2 separate regions of the Mus musculus genome follow, and region 2 is linked to region 1. A link is a loop called in an ENCODE intact Hi-C map of the cell type or tissue named here. Cell type or tissue: left cerebral cortex. All regions are shown on one strand. Links, peaks and the distances in the headings refer to the core of each region. The heading gives the core; the rest is flanking DNA. Region 1 overlaps Rnf10 (ring finger protein 10). Region 2 overlaps Gm35515 (a long non-coding RNA gene).

Region 1 (5,371 bases), core at 76-5,075:
CTACATACAGCACAAGCTTATCATACAGCAGGCTAAAGACCTAAGACAAAAGAGACATGAGTCCAATTTAACTACATCTACTGAGAGAGACAGACAGAGATAGAGACACACCACTACCACCACCACAGTGTGTATGTGGAGGTCAAAGGACAACCTGCAGAGGTTGGTTCTCTCCTTCTACCATGTGGTCTCAGGGACTGACTCAATTTAGGTGGTCAGACTTGGTGGTAACAGCCTTTACCTGCTGAGCCATCTCGCCAGCTCATAAATCCAAACTTTGAAAGCAATCACACCCCCAAGGAAGAATGGAAGCCACACCAGCCACTCCAAACCTAGCCAGCTGCAGCCAAGGAATCAAGCTAACAAGCTACAGAGGATGGCAGCAGGAAGAGAACAGGTTACCACACAAAACTGCCAAGGCACGTTCACTCCTTAACTGCAGACAGTAACTGGAATTGAGAGTTGGAATGGGGGCTGGAGAGCAGCTTACAGGCCTATGGCCACCCAACCTTCACCCAGCACCAAGCCACTGTTGAGCATAGCGCAGCGCCACTGTAGCAGGTGGCAATCTGCATGGTGGCACACCCGTAACCCAGCACCTGGGAAACAAAACCAGTCTCAAAGCCAAGCATGTCTGTGCACCACACAAATGCCAAGTGCCCACGGAGGCCAGAAGAGGGTGATGGAGCTCCTGACACTCCAGAGTTCCTGACAGATGTGAGCTGCCATGCAGATGCTAGGACTTAAACCTGCATTCTTTGGAAGAGGAACTTAATTTTAGAGCCCCCTCTCTCCAGCCTCAGGATAAAAAAGAAAAGAAAAAAGGGGGAAAAAAGCAAAGAAAGGAAGAGAGAAAACACATTCCCCAAATCTTGTTATCTGAAGCTGACAGAACATGACTCTTAACTGTAGCTCTCAAGAGCTATGTCACCCTCAAGTGTAGTTTAGTGGCAGTGCTTGACTAACACACAGGGCCTAGGCTTGATCACCAGCACGGCTTGTGTAGATCTGGATGATCGCGGAGTTCCACACTGACAAGACTGAAGACGAAGCAGCACTCAGGGCAACTGCTGGTTTCTTCATTTTTATTACCACACTCTCTGGGAAATGGTTTCCTAAGACCCGCTGTAATGGACAGTGAACTGAGTATTTCTAAATCAGATTACAACAATTGACCACATAAGGATTTATGATTTCAGGCAAAAAAAAAAAAAAAAAAAAAAATCAACTCCCTTCTCTCTTGGTCTTCCAAATACCACAAAGTCTGAAGGGAGACATCTCAAGTGAGAAACCAACCGGCTCTTATCTCCAAACCCAGCCAACACGCAGCTGAGGACTGATCCTACTGTCCTGCCTGGGACCCAAAGATAAAATTCACAGTGCTATTTTTGAAATGTTTTCTAGACAACTTGCCAGGACACACTAGTGAATAACCAGGGAGAAACGGCCCTCCTCTCTCAGAAGGAACAAGAGGACCCACATCAGATTTTGGAAAATAAGTTTCTAGAAGAATTTTATTTTATGATTTTATTTGTCTTCTCCATTTCTTTGTTTTCATTTTTGTTATGTTGTTTCTGGCCCACTCTTAAACCTCAGACTGGCAGTTCCCAGTTCCAGCTGTGCATCAGGGTCACTTCCAGGGCTTTAAGATTATGAATGCTGCCCGGTGCTGCAGTTCTCGGGAGGTTGAGGACAGGAGAATACAGATGAGAACTCAAGCCCAGCCTGGACTAAGTAGCAAGTTCAAGGCCAGCTTAAACTATGCAGCAAGGCTAAGTCTAAGAAATTAAGGAAAAAGAGAGGTGGGAGAGGGAGGTCAAGCAAGCTGGGCCTAGTAGCACGGGCCTGGGATCTCAGTCACTCAGGAGGCCATTGCCATGAGGTCACAAGCCCAAGGCCTGCCTGCTTGGCTACAAACTCAGTTTAAGCCAATCCCAGCTAATGCTCAAATGATAATTTTTTTTTTTTTTTTTTAAAGATTTATTTATTTATTTATTATATGTAAGTACACTGTAGTTGTCTTCAGACACTCCAGAAGAGGGAGTCAGATCTTGTTACAGATGGCTGTGAGCCACCATGTGGTTGCTGGGATTTGAACTCTGGACCTTCGGAAGAACAGTCGGGTGCTCTTACCCACTGAGCCATCTCACCAGCCCTCAAATGATAATTTTTAAAAGAGGCTGGAGACACAACTCAGTGACCAAGTCCCTGCCTAACTTACACCAGGCTCAGAACCCAGTGTCAAAAATAAATAGATAATAGAGCTAGAGCTAGAGCTAGCTCAGGAGTTAAGAATCCCTGACTTTCCTTTTCCAGAGGACCCTCACTGGGTCCACACAATCATCTGTGACTGTACAGGAATTCAGGTGCCAGCACTCACAGGACACTGGGTGTCCAGCACAACCTTTAACCCTAGCTGTGAGGGGACAGCAACATTTAAGTCTGATTACCCAGTAACCCAGCTTCTGATCCCAGGTGACAGGAACAAAGTCAGCACAGTGGTTCACACTGCCAACCTCAAAATAACTGCTTCATAATACCCGACCTTCCCTTAACCTCCGCCTCGGGAGGAGGAACAAGAGCAGGGTTCCTGGACAGGGACTACAGCTGGCCTACAAATCCCTGACCTGTCTTGTCTATAAATATTTACTTTCTCTGTTCTTTCTCTATGGCATCCCCTGGTCCCTAAATTTCTTCTCTCCTCTGGGCTGTATTGTTGGGACAGTCTCTTGGTAAACTCTTCTAACAGTCTTAGCCCTGCTGGAAGAAAGCTGTAGAAATATAGCCAGAAACGGGATGTTTTGTTAAGTATTCAAGGCAATTAGCCAAGGCTGTAGACTAAAAGATCAAGAAACTCCTGGTAGTCAGATTTACCTATGACAGCATACCAGTGAAGAGCAAGCATAAGCTAGCCACAGAAAACAAACATATCAGATATATTTATGTAGTTAGAAAGCAAAGGACCACTTACAAACTTCCACAGCTTACAGATGCCGAGGGAGGGAGAGGCTAAGCCATGGTGGTGACACACACCTACAGCTCCAACACAGGCCCCTCAGGAACCTCAAGGCAGAATGGGGTCTGGTTCCTGAGACATGAAACTGTCTCCAGAAACCAAACACATTTTGTGTGTTTTTCTTTGTGTTGGCAAAAGAAAGTGAAATGGTATCTTCATTCCACAATCCCATTCTTCCGAGTCAGGACTCTGAAACAGTCCTGACACTACCCACTGCTCCGTGCACATCTTAGTCACATCTCCTTCTCTAGCAGACCTCTCAATGGCAATGCTTTCTCATGTTGTTGGCAACAGAGTCTTACTATGTGACCAGGAAGCCCTGGAACTTGCTCAGTAGCCCAGGGTAGCATCAAACTCTTGATCCTCTGCTTCGGCCAGTGAGTGCTGGGATTACAGGCTGTCCCCACACACTCGGAGCCTTCATTTAGTTTCTTTCTTTTCACTCTTCTTAGTTTTTCTAGACAAGGTTTCTCTGTGTAACCCTAGCTCTGTAGACCAGGCTGGCCTCAAACTCAAAAGATCTGCCTGCCTGGCTTCCCAAGTGCTGGGATTAAAAGTGTGGACCACCACGCCCGGGTTATTTTATTTTTTATGTGTATGGTACTTTGCTTGCAAGTTTGGCTGCACAACACATGTATGTTTATGACTGTGGAGGCAGAAGACAGTATCAAATTCCACAGCACTGTGGAGCTGGGAACTAAACCCAAGCCTTCTGTAGGAGCAACAAGTACCCACTGAGCTAACTCTCTAGCCCCTGCTTCATTCATAGTTCTGTGATTGTTTTACTAGGGTTCTGATGTGTTTCTGAGGATCAATGCCAGGCCCGAAGATGGTGCCTTGCCTGTCTATAGTTCCAGCTGGTCAAGGGGCCTGCCACCAAGCCTGACCACCTACCCAAAATAACACATGTAGGGAAAAATAGATTAAAGAAAAGGTCAGTCAGGAATGTGGTAAAAAGCCTTCATCACATCAGTTCTCTTGCTTAACCTTTTAAATGTATCACCATCCTGTGGGTGCAGGATGTACAGGTGGAAGGGCGTGAAGTCAGGTCTTTCTTCCTTCCTCTCAGAGGGCATGGAAAGGTGGAACACCTACTCTAACTGCTAAGCCATCCTACCTCACTGAACTCTACTACCCTCTCTTATGCTGTCTGATATGTCACAAGCTTTGGCCTACTGCTCACTGAACAATAAATAAAGCATTTATTGCAGCTGACTCATGCAAGAATGTTTTATTGACTTAGGGAGGGCCCTAAAAAATTTAAGTTGAGAACTCTTGGAGAACCAAAGCTTAGCATTACCTCTACAAGCAAGGCTGAAGTCATCCATTACTCTGAGAAACCCTCAGACCTCTCTCCAACAACAGCCAAGATTTACAATAAAACTACACATGTGCAAAACTCCAGAATCAGTTTATACGGTTCAGAGGCGAGTTACACTAACACCTGCTTAGACAGTAAAGCACTGGTACATCACAGCGAAAACTGGTCCCTACCCAAGTTACACAGGCAACTTCTACACATCCTCAGGTAGACCTGGTAATGGAGTTTGTCATACCCTACAGATAAACTCTCAGTCAGTAAGCCTTATAATTTTAGTGCTTTTTTTTTTTTTTTTTGCTCTTTAATTTGAGGGGGGTGGGGGGATGCTAAGGATCAAACCCAGGGCCTTGCATATTCTAGGCAAGGTCTCTACCACTGACCCATACCGTCCAGCTCTTTGAATCTTAGACTGTCAGCTCAAAGCTCCCCATCTGTCACACATGCTCTCTCTCACAAAAACACACTGCGGAATCCAAACAAAGTTACTTGCACATACATCTTTGCACTAAATACATCCAGTGATGTTTGGCACTGGAAAACTACGGGGTGTGCTCTTCCAGGAGACCCCCTCTCCCACTCCCAGTGTTACTAAGTCTCCTGGAGTTCTTTGTGTAGGGTTCAGGTTCCTAGGCTCCTCCCCACGCTCAGGTTCACTGGTGGATATGCATAGAACTCATACACATGCTTGCTGACATGTATATGCACATGCATACAGATGTGTGAAAGAAGGACATGAAGGAGATTAGCGGAAGGTTACACAGGAAGCTTTGGAGGGAGGAAAGAGAAGGAGAAACATTGTAATTAAACCACAATCTGAAACTTGGCTGTGTCTGAGATTTTGGAGGTGCTTGAGAAGCAGAGGCAGGTGGATCTCTGAGTTCAAGGCCAGCCTGGTCTATAGAGTGAGTTTCAGGACAGGCAAGGATGCAAAGAGAAACTTGTCTCGAAAAACCAAAAGACTGATTGAAAAAAAAATTACTATCTCAAAAATACTGCCAACATGGTAAAAGTTTAAAAGAGATTTGTACACAGCT
Region 2 (5,371 bases), core at 67-5,066, 61 kb before region 1:
CTGCCTTAGCACCATCTGCCGATTCCTCAAGAGGACACAGAACAGACCAGCGAGCCATGAAGATTCGATTATGTAACGCGGGAGGATTGCTTGTTTTCAAAAGGGAGACAAATGGGAACGAATTGATTTGTTTGTCAAAGTCATGGCCCCAAAGGAGACCAGTCCCCTCCTCTTCCTGGAGGATTCATCAAGGAAGGGGAGTGATTTCACAGGCTCAGAAAAAAGGAGCCCAGGACTCACAGAGTCAGCTCAGATGGTAACAGCAGCTCCTGGGCCGCAACGCGGTGAGCCACGTGGTAGAAGAAAAGAACCAACTTCAGCTAACAGTCCTCTGACCTCCATAAGGGCACATACCCACCCGCCGCGAAATAAATCCATGCAAAACCATAATTCACTCCATTCATAAAAACGAGTCTATTTCCAAAATTGTGCTGGCAAACCTTTCTGGCTTCTCTGCTTGAGAAATGACCATTCCGCCGGTACCCAAAGGGCACAGCCATAGAATGGAACATAATTGGCACCCCCAACCCCAGCTTCAGAACCTGCCTGCTCTGTCTGACCTCTCTCGCTTGCTTTTAGGGAAGTAACATCTGATCTCAGAACCAGTGGGGGTCATCTTACTATTTCTATTCTGAACTCTAGAAAGTGCTTTAGAGGCTAGGGGATCTCTCTCTCTCTCTCTCTCTCTCTCTCTGTGTGTGTGTGTGTGTGTGTGTGTGTGTGTGTGTGTGTTAGTGTGTGTTAGTTGGTCCTTCCCTTCTACCATGTGTCAGGGCACCAGCAACCAAACTCTGGTCAGCAATAGCTATCACCTATGGCGACATCTTGGTACCCTCTCACTTTCCTATTCTTCTTCATACTATTCTGTCCTCGGTTTTGCTCCCTTGCCCTCCCTCGCCCTCCGGCTCTTGGGAGCAGCAGAAGACAGAGCAGAGGATAAAGGTAGTGGTTCAGTATCCCCAGCTCCTTCCCTGCCTCGGGTTGGCAGAGTCTTTGGATAGAAGGTTGCCCCCTCTTCAAAGGAGCCTGGCCACTCGGGAGGCAGAGGCAGGCAGATTTCTGAGTTCGAGGCTAGCCTGGTGTACAGAGTGAGTACCAGGACAGCCAGGGCTACACAGAGAAACCCTGTCTCGAAAGAAAGAAAGAAAGAAAGAAAGAAAGAAAGAAAGAAAGAAAGAAAGAAAGAAAGAAAGAAAGAAAGGAAGGAAGGAAGGAAGGAAGGAAGAAAGAAAGAAAGAAAGAAAGAAAGAAAGAAAGAAAGAAAGAAAGAAAGAAAGAAAGAAAGAAAGAAAGAAAGAAAAGAGCCTGGCTCCCAGAATCCTCCCTTTCTGGGTTCTGTAACTTCCTCCTCCGCTGTCACATCTTCGAGCGGTGGCAGGCTCTTTCTACCTCCTTGAACATTGTATCAATCATACGGTTTCCTTGTGCCCTCCCAAAACCTTGTAAATCGTCCCTTTATTAAATCCTCCTCTGATAGTCTAATTTGAGCATGCCATCTGTGTCTTCAATAGACCCTGCGTGACACACCCACCAGGTCACATCAGTATGTGCTAGACCCTGCACCGCGCTAAACAAACAGAACCAACAATACGGCAGGCTACGGCTTCCCGTTGCCAGTCTCTGCATTTACCTTTTCCCAAAGCAATGATAACAACGTAAGGAGAAAGTCTAAATCCTCTTTACAACATAATTGTGCAGTGGAGTTTGTATGAGCTAAATATAATTCTGAGAACAAGCTTTTCCGTGCCATCAGAATTCATGTTAGCACAACTATAAAGAGAAAACTCCAGAACTGATGCCCTGGAGTCGAGAATTAACAGAAAATATATTCCACTATGTAAATCAATCCAGCAAATAATCCTGAGTCCGTGTGGCCAGCGAGTTTTGCGAGGAACAACAGACATGAGCTGAGTAGGACTGGGGTTTTATTTTTATGAAATAAATGTACTTTCAAAAAAGGTGAATTTGGGGGCTGGAGAGATGGCTCAGCGGTTAAGAGCACTGACTGCTCTTCCGAAGGTCCTGAGTTCAAATCCCAGCAGCCACATGGTGGCTCACAATCATCAGTAATGGGATCTGATGCCCTCTTCTGGTGTGTCTGAAGACAGCGACAGTGTACTTACATATAATAATAAATCCTTGGGCCGGAGCAAGCAGGTTTGAGAACTGGTTGGGCAACATAGTGAGAGCCTCTGTTTCAAAAGGTTAGAACCAAAAAATGTTGGGGCTAGAGAGATGGCTCATCGTGAGGAAGCTTGCAGAAGATCCAAGTTCATGTCCCGGCACCTATGTTGGATGGCTCACGATACCCTATACCACCAGCTCCAGAGGTGTCAGCACCTGTACTCACATGCATGCACACTGTCCATGCACGCAATTTAAAAATAATATTTTGAAAAGTTGAATGCAAATTTCACATCTATAAAGCAAAAGGTATGTTTCCTGGTCAGGAGGAGCTTGCTATTTGTATAATAAGTTAGTAAAACAACAACCTTTTTATTATTATTATTATTAAGATTTATTTAACATATATTAGCATTCTGCTGCTGACACACCAGTAGAGGGCGCCAGATCCCATTACAGATGGTTGTGAGCCACCATGTGGCTGCTGGGAATTGAGCTCAGGATGGTCTGGAAGAGCAGACAGTGCTCTTAACCGCTGAACCATCTCTCCGGCCCCAAAGAACCCCCTTTTTGATGCCCCGAACCCATCAAATCACGAGGCACATTGACTCATTGTCCTTCTAGTGAAATTTATCCTCAGTCTGCAGGGAGGATGGCTCGCCTTCCGTGCTCCCGAAATAGCAGAAATTATGAAATGGAATTTAGAGGAAAAGATAAGGGAATTGCCATTTATAGACCACACAGAAAACGCGAGGCAATTTGCATCTGTTGGGCACATTTAACCCTGAGAATAAACACGTATTCCAACGCTTTCTTATTTTCTACATCTGAAGAAAGAAAACACGCACACACACACATATTCTATTGCTTTCTTATTTTCTACATCTGAAGAAAGAAAACACGCACACACACACATATTCTATTGCTTTCTTATTTTCTACATCTGAAAAAAAAAAAAAACCCTACATAGAAAAAAAAAGTCATCATGGCAATCAGCTTTTTTCCAACCAGAAAACGAAGTGAAAACGTTATCCGGTGATGTAGGATTATAGCGCTCACAGCCACAGCTTCGGTGGCTTCCTACTGCTCTTGGGATCGAGTCCAGATTCCTCCACACAGCCGGGCTCCTCTGAGCAGTCTTACTCTCAGTCCTCCCTGCCGCTGCTGCCTGGAAGGCCTTTAGGGGTGCCTGGTCCTGCTGCCAGCTCGCCCCGCCCCCCGCCCGCCGCGCCCCCCCCCCCCCCCCCGCTACCCCTCCCCTCAATGACCTCAAACCCATCCCTAGCATCTACACAAAGTTTACACTTCCCCGGGGGGCGGGGGTGGGGGGTGGGGGATGTCTGTCTCCCCAGCTGGGCCCATAGCACGGGCTTCTTAATGCCAAACATCAGAGAAGGGAGGGCCTGCAGCTTGGCCTGGTGCTGGTCGTTTGCCACCCTTTCCCTTCTTGGTCCTGTTTGTTCCTTCTGGCCCCAGGAGGGCACCCTGCCCTGCCTCTTGTAAATATAGGGGCAGTCTAAACCAGGTAGGGTGGTATACTCATATAATCCCAGCACTGGGGAGAAGGCAGGGATGTCAGATCCAAGGTCACCCTGGGCCACAAGAGTGAATTTAAGGCCAACCTGGGCTACTTAAGAGCCTATCTCAAAACAAAAACAAAAACATTGTTTTAAATAAACCACGGGGAAGTCAACAGAGCTTTCCCAGAGCTTCTGGAAGCTCTGCTCTCTGCCTCTTCCTCCCCCTCACACATATGCTAGCAGTGGATCCAGGGTTGGGAGTTCCCACTGAGGTCCCAAGGACAGTGGGAGGTCCCTCAGGCCTCGTCACCTGCAGATTCGCAGCCTGATGTGAGCACCTGGTCCTGTGACTGCGATCAGGCCCAAGAGCCTTTGTGTTCTTTTGGACTTATCCAAAGGTTGGAGTTAGGATAACGACTCAAATTTCTCAGCTTTTCAAATGTCTATGCACTCTGAGACCCATCTTTTTTTTTAAATTAGGTATTGTCCTCATTTACATTTCAAATGCTATCCCAAAAGTCCCCCATACCCACCCACCCACTCCCACTTTTTGGCCCTGGTGTTCCCCTGTACTGGGGCATACAAAGTTTGCAAGTCCAATGGGCCTCTCTTTCCAGTGATGGCCGACTAGGCCATCTTTTGATACATATGCAGCTAGAGTCAAGAGCTCTGGGGTACTGGTTAGTTCATATTGTTGTTCCATCTATAGGGTTGCAGATCCCTTTAGCTCCTTGGGTACTTTCTCTAGCTCCTCCATTGGGGGTCCTGTGATCCATCCAATAGCTGACTGTGAGCATCCACTATGTGTTTGCTAGGCCCCGGCATAGTCTCACAAGAGACAGCTATATCAGGGTCCTTTCAGCAAAATCTTGCTAGTGTATGCAATGGTGTCAGCATTTGGAAGCTGATTATGGGATGGGTCCCCTGATATGGCAATCACTAGATGATGGTCCATCCTTTCGTCACAGCTCCAAATTTTGTCTCTGTAACTCCTGAGACCCATCTTTATATTTCAAAAGTAGTGTTCCGGTCTCGGGCAATGGCTTAGTTGGTAAAGGGTTTGCCCCAAAAGCACAGGAACCTGACTTGATCCCCCAGGGTTCACATAAAACCAAAAACGAACAAACAAACAAACAAACAAACAAACCCCCCAAACCTGGGTATTGTGCATCCATCCTTGTAACCCCAGTACTGGGAGGTAGAGTCAGGTAGATCCCTGAGGCGCACTGGCCAGTGAGGCCAGCCAAACCAGTGAGCTGCAGGTCACCGAGAGACCCTGCCTCAGAAAACAAGATGGTACCCGAGGAGTCACACCGCCCAAGGAATAGGAGGACCTTTCTCTTCTACACGCATACCTATACACACTTGAGTGTGCACACCTGTACACACACACACACAAACACCCGCACACATACAAACACATGCAAACACCTACACATACAAACACCTGTCTTTAAAAACAAGAAAAGAGAGGAAACTACACCGACTGCCACCAGTTACTTATAAATATTAACTTTTTTCTTTAAATATTAACTTTTAAAAATTATTTTTATTTCACCTGGCAATGGTGCTGCATGCCTTTAATCCCAGCACTCCTGAGGCAGAAGCAGGAGGATATCTGTGAGTTCAAGGCCAGCCTGGTTTACAAAATGGGTTCCAGTACAGCCAGAGATACAGAGAGACCCTGTTTCAAAAATAGTTTTTTAAAAAAATTGATAACAATATTA

What was found. Hi-C counts contacts between places; a loop is a spot of excess contacts. Peaks named below come from ENCODE experiments on the same cell type or tissue, not always from the same donor. Only the 100,000 strongest peaks of a DNase experiment are listed, where the experiment ranks them.
Region 2: a loop joins it to region 1, with 6 times the contacts of the local background. A loop is called at or near these places in 1 of 42 quality-filtered maps.

Annotation. Positions count from the first base shown.
Region 1 is chr5:115,265,980-115,271,350 of GRCm38, forward strand. The region is part of intron 1 of Rnf10 (ring finger protein 10); the gene reads right to left. Among named protein-coding and RNA genes, the nearest start is that of Rnf10, 4.2 kb to the right of the region's middle. In left cerebral cortex, for the core only: no CTCF peak of the experiment used is centred there; no DNase peak of the experiment used is centred there; H3K4me3 peaks cover 1,181 bases.
Region 2 is chr5:115,204,867-115,210,237 of GRCm38, forward strand. Gm35515 (a long non-coding RNA gene) reads left to right here. Exons shown (of 3, transcript XR_387599.4): 3 at 1-390. Among named protein-coding and RNA genes, the nearest start is that of Cabp1, 13 kb to the left of the region's middle. In left cerebral cortex, for the core only: a CTCF peak has its summit at 2,578 (motif pointing right); DNase peaks (open chromatin) are centred at 1,656, 2,812 and 3,207; H3K4me3 peaks cover 124 bases; H3K27ac peaks cover 3,256 bases.